3 separate regions of the Homo sapiens genome follow, and regions 1 and 3 are each linked to region 2. Evidence: read pairs that join two places in POLR2A ChIA-PET (ENCODE). Cell type or tissue: OCI-LY7. All regions are shown on one strand. Region 1 overlaps TIGD4 (tigger transposable element derived 4). Region 2 overlaps FBXW7 (F-box and WD repeat domain containing 7). Region 3 has its middle 27 kb from the start of TIGD4.

Region 1 (4,000 bases), 330 kb after region 2:
CATAAGACTTGCTCTTGATGAAGTAGAAGGAAGCAAAAACATTGTTGAAACAGTAGGGATTTGCAAGGCAAGAATAATGAAAATAATGCCACATTAAATTGAAAAACAGGCAAACTAAAGTTGTGTTTTGAAAAGACAAGTAATATTTAGTTCTAACTTTGTAATGATTGTGTACGTAGAAGATAAATCAGGAGCAAGATATGCAGCAGTGATTGTCATCTGAGGAAAAGTTAATTTCTAAAATTTTTATTCAAAAATTGCTTATATGTCTTCTAAACTACAAAAGAGTGCACAGTAACAACTTATCTTTGAATTTAAATCTGTGGGCATTTTAAATTCTTATTTATAATAGCTTTGTCTTATTTTTTTTAATTAATTTTACTTTTTTTGATTAATTTTACTTTTTTTTTGGTCTCACTCAGTCACCAAGGCTGGAATGTGGTAGCACCATCACTGCTTGCTGCAGCCTCAACTCCTGGGCTCAAGCAATCCTCCCACCTCAGTCTCCCAAGTAGCTGGGACAACAGGCACGTGCCACTGCATCTCGCTAATTTTCTTATTTTCTGTAGACATGGGGTCTCCCTATGTTGCCCAGGCTGGTCTTTAACTCTTGGGCTCAAGTGATTCTCCTGCCTTGGTCTCCCAAAGTGCTGGAATTACAGATGTGCGCCACCATGCCCAGCCTTGTCTTATTATATTATCTTTAGATACATTATGCCTCAGAAATATTTATGGATCATGGAATGGATCATGTCATATAGGAGAAAAAAAAGAGATTGCTTTCAGTACTTTGGAAATATTGAACTTATTTTAAATATTTTCGAAAGAACTACGAACCTCTGTGATTGACTGGTACAGAATTACCAAATCTGATGGCGTCCCAGTATTTCACTAGTGATAGTGTTCTCAGAAGAGCTCTTATGAATAGTGCTACCAGCATGGATCCAGCATATTTTCTTTGCCCTCAGTCCCCTAAACTCAAGGGTAGAAAATAATACAATTTTCCTTCATAGAGTATAGATAAGAAGCATTGTGGTACATAGAGGAATACAGGACTAGGTGACAGGGAACAGCTGCATTTTAGTTTTGGCTCTGAGATATTTTTAACCAAATCATTTCATCTTTCTAGGTTTTAATTTCCTCATCTATAAAAATGGAGATAACAATTCTTTTATCATTGAATATCTGGAATGATTAAATAAAACAGACCACAAAAAAAGAAAAAAATTATTGAGGAGCCAATATATGCCAAGTACTATAGTTAAAGTGGAACTCCTAAGAGCTCCATTAGACCCATGATTGTACCAAATTACAATTTTAAATCAAATCATTAATAAAATGCTTTCAAGTAATCCTTATTTCACTCTAAAAGAAACTTTAATTTTAATACATTTTAAGGCTTACTATTACCAACTCTCAAAAGCAGAATAAATCAACAGTTGAAAAATAAAAATGCTTCCTAAAGATATTTCCTTCCAAATGTGTCATCTGTTGGCAGACTAATAATTCATAGTAAAAATAATCTGTATGTTTTACATTTTTATAAAATATTTTTCAAAGGGGATACTAAATTGAGTGTAATAAGTTAAATAAGCAAACTAGCTAAAATTTAACAATGGAAAAGTCTCAAATTATTGTTACAATATTCTACTATCTAAAGACTACTTTATAGATGGAAATCAATTAATTCCATACAATATTTTAAAACATTCTATAGATAAAACTTCCTCAAACAGAATTTTAATCCAAAGTGTTACCCATCAAATTTGGGGGAAAAAAGGATTACATACATCAAAATATGCTAAAAGGACATTTAGTTTTACCTGAAAATAAAATTCAGTAAAATCCAAAAAATAATTACATATTATAGATTAAAAACTTGAGCTGTTAAAATTAGAAAAATATCTAGGCATAACTATTACACTATAAATATCACAAGAATTTAATAAATGTTTCAATAATATATTTTTCTATTAAACACAAATATACATACAAATATTTAGGAAGAATCCATAGCTTCTAGTTACAGATGACAAACCTGATAGGGTCACAGCTTTTCATTTGACCTGATATACAAATAACTTGAAAGTAGTAAGACTCATATTTTTAATCATTTTGGTATATAGTTAAGTCAGATTTTATTTTCAGCAGGTTTCCGTAATTTCTTATTAGAAAGGTCAGCTAGTTATTTGAAAAATAATTTAAAATTACTTTATCTTTGATATTTAAGTCTAGTTAGAATACATATGGCATATATATATATATCTTTATAAAAATAAACTATTGCTAGATTTTTTTCTGAGATTAGGTAGATAAATTAAAATATTCTAGAACATAATCTGAACTTAAAAAAACAAAATAGAAATCACCAATTCAATGTGTAAATATAGCAGAAGAGTTCCTTTTATGTTTGACATATTGACCATGTGTCTAGTATAGCCCTTTGAAATACTTTTACTCCCTAAAACCTTGTTAAATAGAAATTTGTACTTTTTTATTCAATCATTATTTACTAGGGAGTTTTGCTATTCAAACCAAAGGTTTTTGCAATTAAACCAAGGATTAGCAGTTTTCCATTTTTTATGTTTAAGTGGTGTGGTACAACTCCTTTACATACCTTATATAATAAAATGTATCAGGAAAAGCTATTACTCTTTAGATGTACAATACATAGTTACTTAGGTGATAAAGAGTTAATAAAATTTTCAAGGTCTGCTAAAGAATTTTGAAGTCCGTCATTCATATCTTGACTTCTGAGAAATTTTTTCAGAGTATCTAAAGCAGTTATTGCCTCAGATTTTGATGGTAAAGGGAGTTCAGTTCCTGGAGATCCATCATCATCCTCTTCATCAGAAGTGTAAAATCCAGTTTCATCCGATTTACTTTCTTTGGTGCATATGGAATCACCATTTGGTGCTGCTTCACATGTCTCCAAATCATCATCCAGGGCAGCATATTCTTCTATAGATAAACCTTCAGGAAATTCTACTCCTGCCCCCAGAGCATCAGCAACCAAATCCAGACCAGTATCCTTCTCTGCATTTGTTATGTCACTTTCTCCCTTTTGAGATTTGAATCCTGCCTCTTCATAGCTTTTAACAATAGTCTCTGGGGTTACAGCCCTCCAGCAAAGATGCAATGTATCAACTGCATCTAGTAGTGAAAATGTAAATTCTTTGCTACCTTCAACAGAGCTTAAAAATTTCTTGATAAGACAGTGTCGATATTTGATTTTAAGGCTTTTAATAACACCTTGTTTCATAGCTATACATTTGGAAGATAAACATGATGGAAAGAATGCTAACTCAATGGATTTTAGGTTCTTTACCTCTGGATGTGCTGGAAAAGACTCAACAAAAATCACCACTCTTCGTTGCTGGGCTTGAAATTCCTCATCAAGCTTTCGCATCCATTGTTCAAATACATCGGAGGTCATCCATGCCATTCTGTTAGCTTCATAACACACAGGCAATGATTTTAAACCTTTGAAACAATGTGGAGTTCTCTTTTTTCCAATGACAAGCAAAGGAAGTTTCTCTGAGCCATCCATGTTTGTGCCAACCACCAGAGTTATTCTGTCTTTGCATAACTTTCCAACTGAACATGTTTCGCCTTTAAATGCAAATGTATTGGTAGGTAACATTCGATAAAGCAGCCCAGTCTCTTTTATATTAAAAACATTTTTAGGATGATAATCATTTAAATAATAAGGAAGTACATTTTGGTACCAGACAGTCGAAGGGTCTACTGGTACACCTGTAGCTTCTACAGGTTGAGCTCTGAATACTAAACCATACCTGGATTTAAAACGATCCAGCCAACCATTACTGCACTTAAAATCATTATGGCCCAGTTTCTGGGCAAAATCATTAGCTTTTAGACGTAACATCGGACCATTAACTGGTACATTTAGACACTGAGCAATTCGATACCATCTCATTAATGCCTCTTCCAGATCTGTGTAAAAAGCAGTTCTCAGTCTTTTTCTCTTTGGATCAAA
Region 2 (4,000 bases):
AAGAAGAGCAAAGAAAAGAAGACAAGAGCATTCTTCAACATGGAACAGACTCACAGTAGGAGAGTTACAGACAGAGATGTTTTTAATTTGCCTTCAATTAATATGTAATTTAATTGAGGTACTTTTTATATAAAGTAGAAAGCGCAGTGAGTTTTGAAAAACATATATATCTATATATACAACACCTTAATCAAGACACAGAATATTTCAGCCAGGTGCGGTGGCTCATGCCTGCAATCCCAGCACTTTGGGGGGCCAAGGCAGGTGGATCATTTGAGGTCAGGAGTTCAAGACCAGCCTGACCAACATAGTGAACCCCCATCTCTACTAAAAACACAAAAAAAAAATTAGCCGGGTATGGCGGCACAAGCCTGCAGTCCCAGCTACTAAAGAGGCTGAGGCAGGAGAATCACTTGAACCTGGGAGGCACAGGTTGCAGTGAGACGAGATCGCGACACTGCACTCCAGCCTGGGAAACAGAGCGAGACACTGTCTCAAAAAGAAAAAGGTATTGAATATTTTCATCACTCCATAAAGTTCCCTCTTTTCTCATGTCCCATTCCCATTCTAATCACTCCTTAGCACATTTAGATAACTACTGTTCCATCAGTGCAGATTAGTTTTGTGGATTTTGAAACATCATTTTTATATGATGTTTATATGACTCATGCTGCATTACTTTTGTTGTCTTTTTCCTTAATTCAGCATACTGTTTTTGATATTCGTGTTGTCGCATGTATCAGAAATCCATTCTTTTCTGTCCCTGTGTACTTTCTATTGTATGAATATACCTCAATTTATTTATCACTTCTCTTGATGAATGTTGGGGAGTTGTTTTCAGTTTTTGGTCATTCTGAATAAAGCTGCTATAAGCATTCTTGTGCCAGCCTATTTGTGGACATTTCTCCTGGGTAAATAACTAGGAGTGCTTGCTCATAGGGTGAGTGTTTTTTCTAAGAAACTGTCAATTAGTTTTCCACAGGAATGGTACCATTTTACACTTCCACCAGCCATGTAAGAGAGTTTCAGCTGCTTCCTATTTTCACCAACATTCAGTGGTGACTGACTTCTTTTAATTTTAGCTATTCTTGTGGATGGAAAGTAGTATGGCATTGTGGTTTTAATCTGCATCTCCATGGTGGCTAATATTATTGAGGACTTCTTCATGTATTAACCCTTCTCATATCTTCTTTAGTCAACTGTTTTTTCCACCACTTTTTCACTCAATTAAAATTTGCATTAAAAATGAACAAATAAATAAATCAATGACTCCTGTGATTGTTTGCCCTTTCTCAGACAGATTTTAGCTTCCATATGCAAACACTGAAGTCATGGTGACTGTTGCGCTCTACCTAAAAAGAAGGAATCTATGTGCTCTCAGTCACAGGATTTTTTCCAGTAGTCTTCAGTCTTGAACTTCAGCAAACAGAAATATCCATAACAATTTAAAATGGACACTTACATTTTCATGTTTAAAAATCTATATTCACTATGCTTTCTAGTTCACAATCTGAAAAAAAAATGATTGACTATTTTCTAGGAAATGGAAAAATTATTCCACGCATCTTACATGTATTTGTTGGTTAATGCTTTTAGAAACTATAGGAAGTAACAGAATACAGTTGTCCCTCAAACAACATGAGTTTGAACAGCACAGGTGCACTTATACGTGGATTTTTTTTCAATAAATACAGTCAGCTCTCCATATCCACATATCAAAAGTATTCTCCACATTAATGGGATATAGAAACCCAAGTATACAGAGGACCAACTTTGCATATATGTTGGTTCTGCAGGACTAGTATACCTAGATTTTGGTGTGAGGGTCCTGGAACCAATCCCCTGCAGATACTGAGGGATGCCTATATATGGACAGTAAGTGTCGTACGGACAGCTGAGTTTCACTTCCTGAATGTGGAAAAGAACCTATTATTTATTGTCTGTGTATATACATGAGTATATCCTTGCATTTTAAAGCTCAGTACTATAATGCAAACTTGCTATGTGGTACCAATTAACATCAAAAAGAAGTAATAAAGTAGAAGTAGTTTTTGCTTTCTTCATGAAATTGGAAAGTGAGACGTGCAATAGCAAGCATGTTCACTTTTCTAGCCTTCTACTTCTTATAATGTATATAAAAAAGATAATATGTTCATCAAATCTGTCCTCTATGCCTTAGTTTACCCCCTGTCCTAATAATACTGCATTGCCTTCTTAGTCTCTATGTCCCCAACTTTCTCCTGAATGTTCCACCACTATTTACTGACTTTTTTATAAAGAGAAAAGAGAGGTTCTTGTATCAAGACCTATGCCATTCAATTTCCATAGTTCCTTGACAAGGATATACAGAAGGGAGAGGGAAGGTGACTTCCTTACCAGCAGGGTAAGACAAAAATCGTTAAAGAGAAGAAAATATCATTTGCAAAGATACAGACATATGAGAGCATACAACATATTGAAATACAAATAGATCAATATTGTTGAGAAATATACAATTTCAGACAAACTGATGTGTATAGATAGAGGTTTGTATAATGTGCTTCAGAGTTTAGATTTTATCCTACAGAACAGTGGTTTTCAGAAGTTCTGTAGTCACTCAGGGGTTCCTAATTCTCTGTTCCCCCAACCTCCTTTCCCCCCGCTCCCCCCCCCCCACACACAAGCTCTTCCTTTACATGTTTAATATTCTGCCTTCATTTGAGCAATGGGTTCAGCATGCAAAAGGTTTGGAAACTACTAACGAGAGGCCTGGGGAGGGGAGGGGAGGGGAGGGGAGGGGAGGGGAGGGGTTTCCAACATGATGCACCATCCCCTACCAAACACGTAAGTATGCATTTCTTATAAAAAGGACATACTTCTTCATAATCACAATATAAATGTTAAAGTAAGGAAAATGGCACTGACATATCAGACTGTCTATTCCTCAGAACCCATTTGAGTTTTGTATCTGAAATACTTCCTTGATCCTTTCTTTATTTTCATTCCTTTAACAACTTTGAAAGATTATAAGCCATTCATTTTGTATAACGGCCCTTAATTTTGGTTTGTCTAATTTTGGATTCACATTATGCATCGCAGGCAGGAATATGACGGAAGTGATACTATGTTTCTCTCATTGCTTTGTATTATCAGGTAGGCATATTTCCAGTTCATCCCATTATTGATCTTCACTTTCAACCTTTCTCAATCTTTCTACACTGGAGGCACACTTAAAATAATTTTCAGATCTCAGGAACCCCTGCATTAAAATGGTTGTATCTACAACTCACACTACATTAGCTTGATTAGCAAGTTGTAGATATAATAATTCAATGATACTTGTCAGTGCTCTTCTGAGTAGACGATTTTTTTTCTGCGGGTTTGTTTTACAGGCATACCTCATTTTACTGGACTGCAGTTTACTGCACTTCACAAATAGTATATTTTTTTAAAAATTGGAAGTTTGTGGCAATCCTATGTTGAGCAAGTCTATCAGCACAATTTTTTCAAAAGCATGTGGTAACTTCATGTCTCTGTATCACATTTTGGTAATTCTTGCAGTATTTCAAACTTTTTCATTATTATTGTATCTATTATGATGATCAATGATCAGTGATCTTTCATGTTACTACTGTAATTGTTTTGGGGTGCCACAAACCGCACCCATGGAAGACGGCAAAAATGTTGTGTATTCTGACTACTACACCAACCAGCCATTCCCCCATCTTTGTCCCTCTCCTTAGGCCTCCCTATCCCCTAAGACAAAACAATATTAAAATTAGGCCAATTAATAATCCTAAAATGGCCTCTAAGCATTCAGGCAAAAAGGAAGAGTCTCACTTTAAATCAAAAGCTAGAAATGCAAAAGAAAAGTTCTTGAAGGAAATTAAAAGTGCTACTCCAGTGAACACATAAATGATAAGAAAGTGAAATAGCCTTATTGTTGATATGGAAAAAGTTTTGAGTGATCTGAATAAAAGGTCAAATCAACCATAACATTTCCTTAGACCAAAGCTTTATC
Region 3 (4,000 bases), 320 kb after region 2:
TGAAGCCTGGGGGCTGAGCTGCCAGTTCCGCCGGGAGTGAGAACTTATGGTGCTTTTTCCAGGTCCGCCCATTGCTGCCCATGGACCAGTCAGCACACACTTCCTCCCCTCTGAAGCCCACCCCCAACCCCCAAGCCAGACCCTGGCAGACTAGGGGACGACCTGCCTGCGGATGGAGCCATCCACTCTGGGCCTCCTCTTCACTGAGGGCTGCAGAGACAAGGAGACAACCTGCCTGCAGATAGGAGCTACTCACTCTGGGGCCTCTCACTCTGTCTCCTCTTTGCTGAGGGCTGCAGAGAGGGTGGGATGACCTGCCTGCAGATAACAGCCACTCACTCCAGGTCTGTCTGGATGACCTGTCTGTGGATAGGAGCCACCCACTTGGGTCTCCTCTCCCCTGAGGGCTGCACAGATGTTGGGATGACCTGCCTGTGGGTAAAAGCCACCCACTCAGGGTCTCCTCCCTGCTAAGTGCTGCACAGATGTTGGGATTACCTGCCTGTGGATAAGAGCCACCCACTCAGGGTCTCCTCTCCCCTGAGGGCTGCACAGATGTTGGGATGACCTGCCTGTGGGTAAAAGCCACCCACTCAGGGTCTCCTCTCTGCTAAGTGCTGCACAGATGTTGGGATTACCTGCCTGTGGATAAGAGCCACCCACTCAGGGTCTCCTCTCCACTGAGGGCTACACAGATGTTGGGATGACCTGCCTGTGATAAGAGCCATCCACTCTGGGTCTCCTGTCTGCTGAGGGCTGCACAGATGTTGGGGTGACCTGCCTGTGGATAGGAGCTACCCACTCCAGGTCTCTTCTCCACTGAGAGCTGGACACTCATTGGGACAACCTTCCTGTGGAAAGGAGCTACCCACTTTGAGTCTCCTGAGAACTGTTCTATCACTCAATGAAGCTCCTCTCCACTTTGCTCACCCTCCAGGTGTCTGCCTACCTCATTCTTCTTGGATGTGGGACAAGAACTCAGGACCTGCTGAATGGCTGGTCTAAAAGAAATGTAACACAAACAGGGCTGAAACATGCATCCCCTGCTTGCCACATTGCGGGGAATGAGAAGGAGGGAAGAGCTGTGGTCCCTTGTGAAGCCCAGACCTAGGGGCTCCCTGAGCCAGGGCTGTGACACCCTCTTTGGGGTTTTGCAGTTCCTGGTGTCTTCAAGCTTCAGGGTGCCATCACATTCCCCTTGTCCAGAAGCGGGTGCCTGCAGTGGAAGCCAGGCACCTTAGAGACTTTAGAAGAAGGCAGAGCAACCAGTGCTCAAGGCCCATCCACTCCCATCCCAACCCCAATCTCAGCTAGAGCAGCTCTTCTTTTCCACTGAGCATTTGCTAGAAGGCATTGGGAGGGGTGGGGAAAGCAGCCTCAACAATAATAATGCATGCATGTACTCTGTAAATACTATCTGGGGATGATGGTGATATTATTGGGAATTCTAACCTATATATGAGAAAGGGAAACAACAGCTTCCTAATTTCCAAATGCATTATGTTTCATTGGGGAGAATGGTTCTATCAGGTGGATCAGGCAGAAGTAACATTATATCCTGTGAGAGAAAGATCTGAAACTTTTAATTGATTTATATTTAAACCCCAACCCTCCAACTGGTGAGCTGTGTGAACCTCAGTTTTGTCATTTGTAGTAATGGAACTCATGAACCTCCTTTATGGGATTATTGTGAAGAACCACTTTGTTTTTTGTTTTACAGCTGGAATCTCAATGCCTTGAATAGTACCAGGTGGTGGTAGGTGCTCGATAAATATTTGTTGAATTAATAAATGAAATGACGGTCATGAAACTGTCAAACCCAGCATCTGGCTCATCGAAGATGCTTCATTTTCTTCCTGTGCAGATGACTCAATTGGATGGAGTCAGAGATGTTTTCAGGGAGGGTGTAGAGTAAAATAGTAATAATAGCTAACACTCTATGTACCAGATACTGTTCTATAGGCTTTCCACATATTAATTTCTTTAATCCTCAATTCCTAGATCTTCACCAACCTGAGAAAATTTCCTAATCTTTGCCCTTGGGAAAGTTAGTTAACCTATCTCTGCTTCATTTTGCACATTTAAAAATGGAAATAACAGTACTCACTACTGACCTCATAGATTTGTTATGAGAATGAAATTGGTTAATCCATATATAATTCTTAGAACAATTCCTCATACAGACTAAGCACTCAATACGTTTTTAACTCTGATTAGGTTGTGAAATCTCTATTACTCTGTATTTTACTAATGATGTTCTTCTGAGTTCAATAAGTAAATGCTTTAAGAATTCTGAGATGAGAGAGGTCAATGTAGGCAGTAGGAGCACTTACTAGAGAACTTACTAGGATTTAAGCTGGGCCTTCACAAAATGTGGGTGGGCAAAGAGGAGTGGGAAGGACATTCTAGGAGGAGAAATATATGTAGCTAGGGGTAGTGTTAGAGTCATCCTCTAAAGTGCTTGACTTCTGGTTTGCTATTTAATAGTTTTCCCATCTGTAAAATCAAGAAAATATCTGCCCTATGGGTTACTTTTATTAGGATGTTATATGAACTAATGAACATAAAATGCTTAGTACAGTGCTGGGCACATTGTAAGCATATAGGTAGTTGGTACTACTGTTTACCATTAAGGGCAGACATAGGCCAGGTCCAGCGGTTCACATCTGTAATCCTGGCACTTTGGGCAGCTAAGGCAGGTGGATTGCTTGAGCCCAGGAGTTCGAGACCAGCCTGGGCGACATGATGAGAACCTGTCAAAAATTAGCTGGGCATGGTGGCACACACCTGTAGCCCCAGCTACTTGAGAAGCTAAGGTGGGAGGATGGCTTGAGCCCAGGAGGCAGAGGTTGCAGAGCCAGACCCTGTCTCAAAAAAAAAAAAAAAAAAAGAAAGAAAGAAAGAAAAAGGAAAAAAAGGGGGTAGACATAGAAGTTTATGAGACAATGCGAAAAATAGCCAATTCCATTCAAGAACTGAGCTAGTCGTGGTTCCCCAGAATGTATCATTAACTTTGTGATTTTTCACTTTTATATAAGACCTTATTAATAACATATATCTGGTTTAAGTGGAGTCTTAAGTTTTAATGGTTTGGATTTGGGGTATGGAGTGGGAATTGGTTTTAAGTATATGACTTAGAATAACTTTCATACTTTTATACTTGTATTTAAGTTGGTTAAAGTTACTTTGCAACTGAATTACTGAAAAGTAAACCAAATAGTAAATTTAGTGGAGAGGTGATTTGCTCTTTCTTCAAACTCTTTCATGCAGACAGAGGTTTGCTCCTTTTAACTTGCTGCCAGGGCAAGGAACAAGAAGTAACATGAGACACATGACTTTCCAGCCACTCCTTAAAATGCTTAATATAAACTTCTAGCTCCCAAAATACTTTTCTTGACCTCAGTGTTCTTTTAGACTGGTATTTCCTACTTGATCCTTTTATCCAACTCCAACCCCAACCCCAATATCTTCTTTTTTTTTTTTTTTTTTTTTGAGATGGAGTCTCGCTCTGTCGTCCAGGCTGGAATGCAGTGGCACAATCCCGGCTCACTGCCAGCTCCGCCTCCCAGGTTCTCGCCATTCTCCTGCCTCAGCCTCCCGAGTAGCTGGGACTACAGGCACCCGCCACCATGCCCGGCTAATTTTTTGTATTTTTAGTAGAGACGGGGTTTCACCATGTTAGCCAGGACGGTCTCTATCTCCTGACCTTGTAATCTGCCCGCCTCAGCCTACCAAAGTGCTGGGATTACAGGCCTGAGCCACTGCACCAGGCTAACCCCCATATCTTAAAGGAGCGTGAGTTCAGGCCTAACTTTTCCTTTCATATCTATTGTGGGAATTATTTTAATCATTTAAAAAAGTTTCTTTGTGAAGATTACATGCACACTTGGAATGAAATGGCATTTTCTCGTTGGAACTTCATGCAATCAAGGGTGGAGTTTGCAGATTTATCTACAACACATGCAAGCTCTAGGTGAATTAATAGACTCATCTTCTACAA

The links. ChIA-PET counts read pairs that join two places held together with the same protein. Peaks named below come from ENCODE experiments on the same cell type or tissue, not always from the same donor. Only the 100,000 strongest peaks of a DNase experiment are listed, where the experiment ranks them.
Region 1: POLR2A ChIA-PET joins it to region 2 with 6 read pairs; 4 of 35 experiments call an interaction of 5 or more read pairs at or near these places.
Region 3: POLR2A ChIA-PET joins it to region 2 with 6 read pairs; 3 of 35 experiments call an interaction of 5 or more read pairs at or near these places.

What each region holds. Positions count from the first base shown.
Region 1 is chr4:152,766,792-152,770,791 of GRCh38, forward strand. It overlaps TIGD4 (tigger transposable element derived 4), which reads right to left. Exons shown (of 2, transcript NM_145720.4): 2 at 2,563-4,000. The coding sequence ends at 2,675. Among named protein-coding and RNA genes, the nearest start is that of TIGD4, 11 kb to the right of the region's middle. In OCI-LY7, no CTCF peak of the experiment used is centred here; no DNase peak of the experiment used is centred here.
Region 2 is chr4:152,432,316-152,436,315 of GRCh38, forward strand. The region is part of intron 2 of FBXW7 (F-box and WD repeat domain containing 7); the gene reads right to left. Among named protein-coding and RNA genes, the nearest start is that of MIR3140, 55 kb to the right of the region's middle. In OCI-LY7, no CTCF peak of the experiment used is centred here; a DNase peak (open chromatin) is centred at 1,886.
Region 3 is chr4:152,751,223-152,755,222 of GRCh38, forward strand. No RefSeq gene overlaps it. Among named protein-coding and RNA genes, the nearest start is that of TIGD4, 27 kb to the right of the region's middle. In OCI-LY7, no CTCF peak of the experiment used is centred here; no DNase peak of the experiment used is centred here.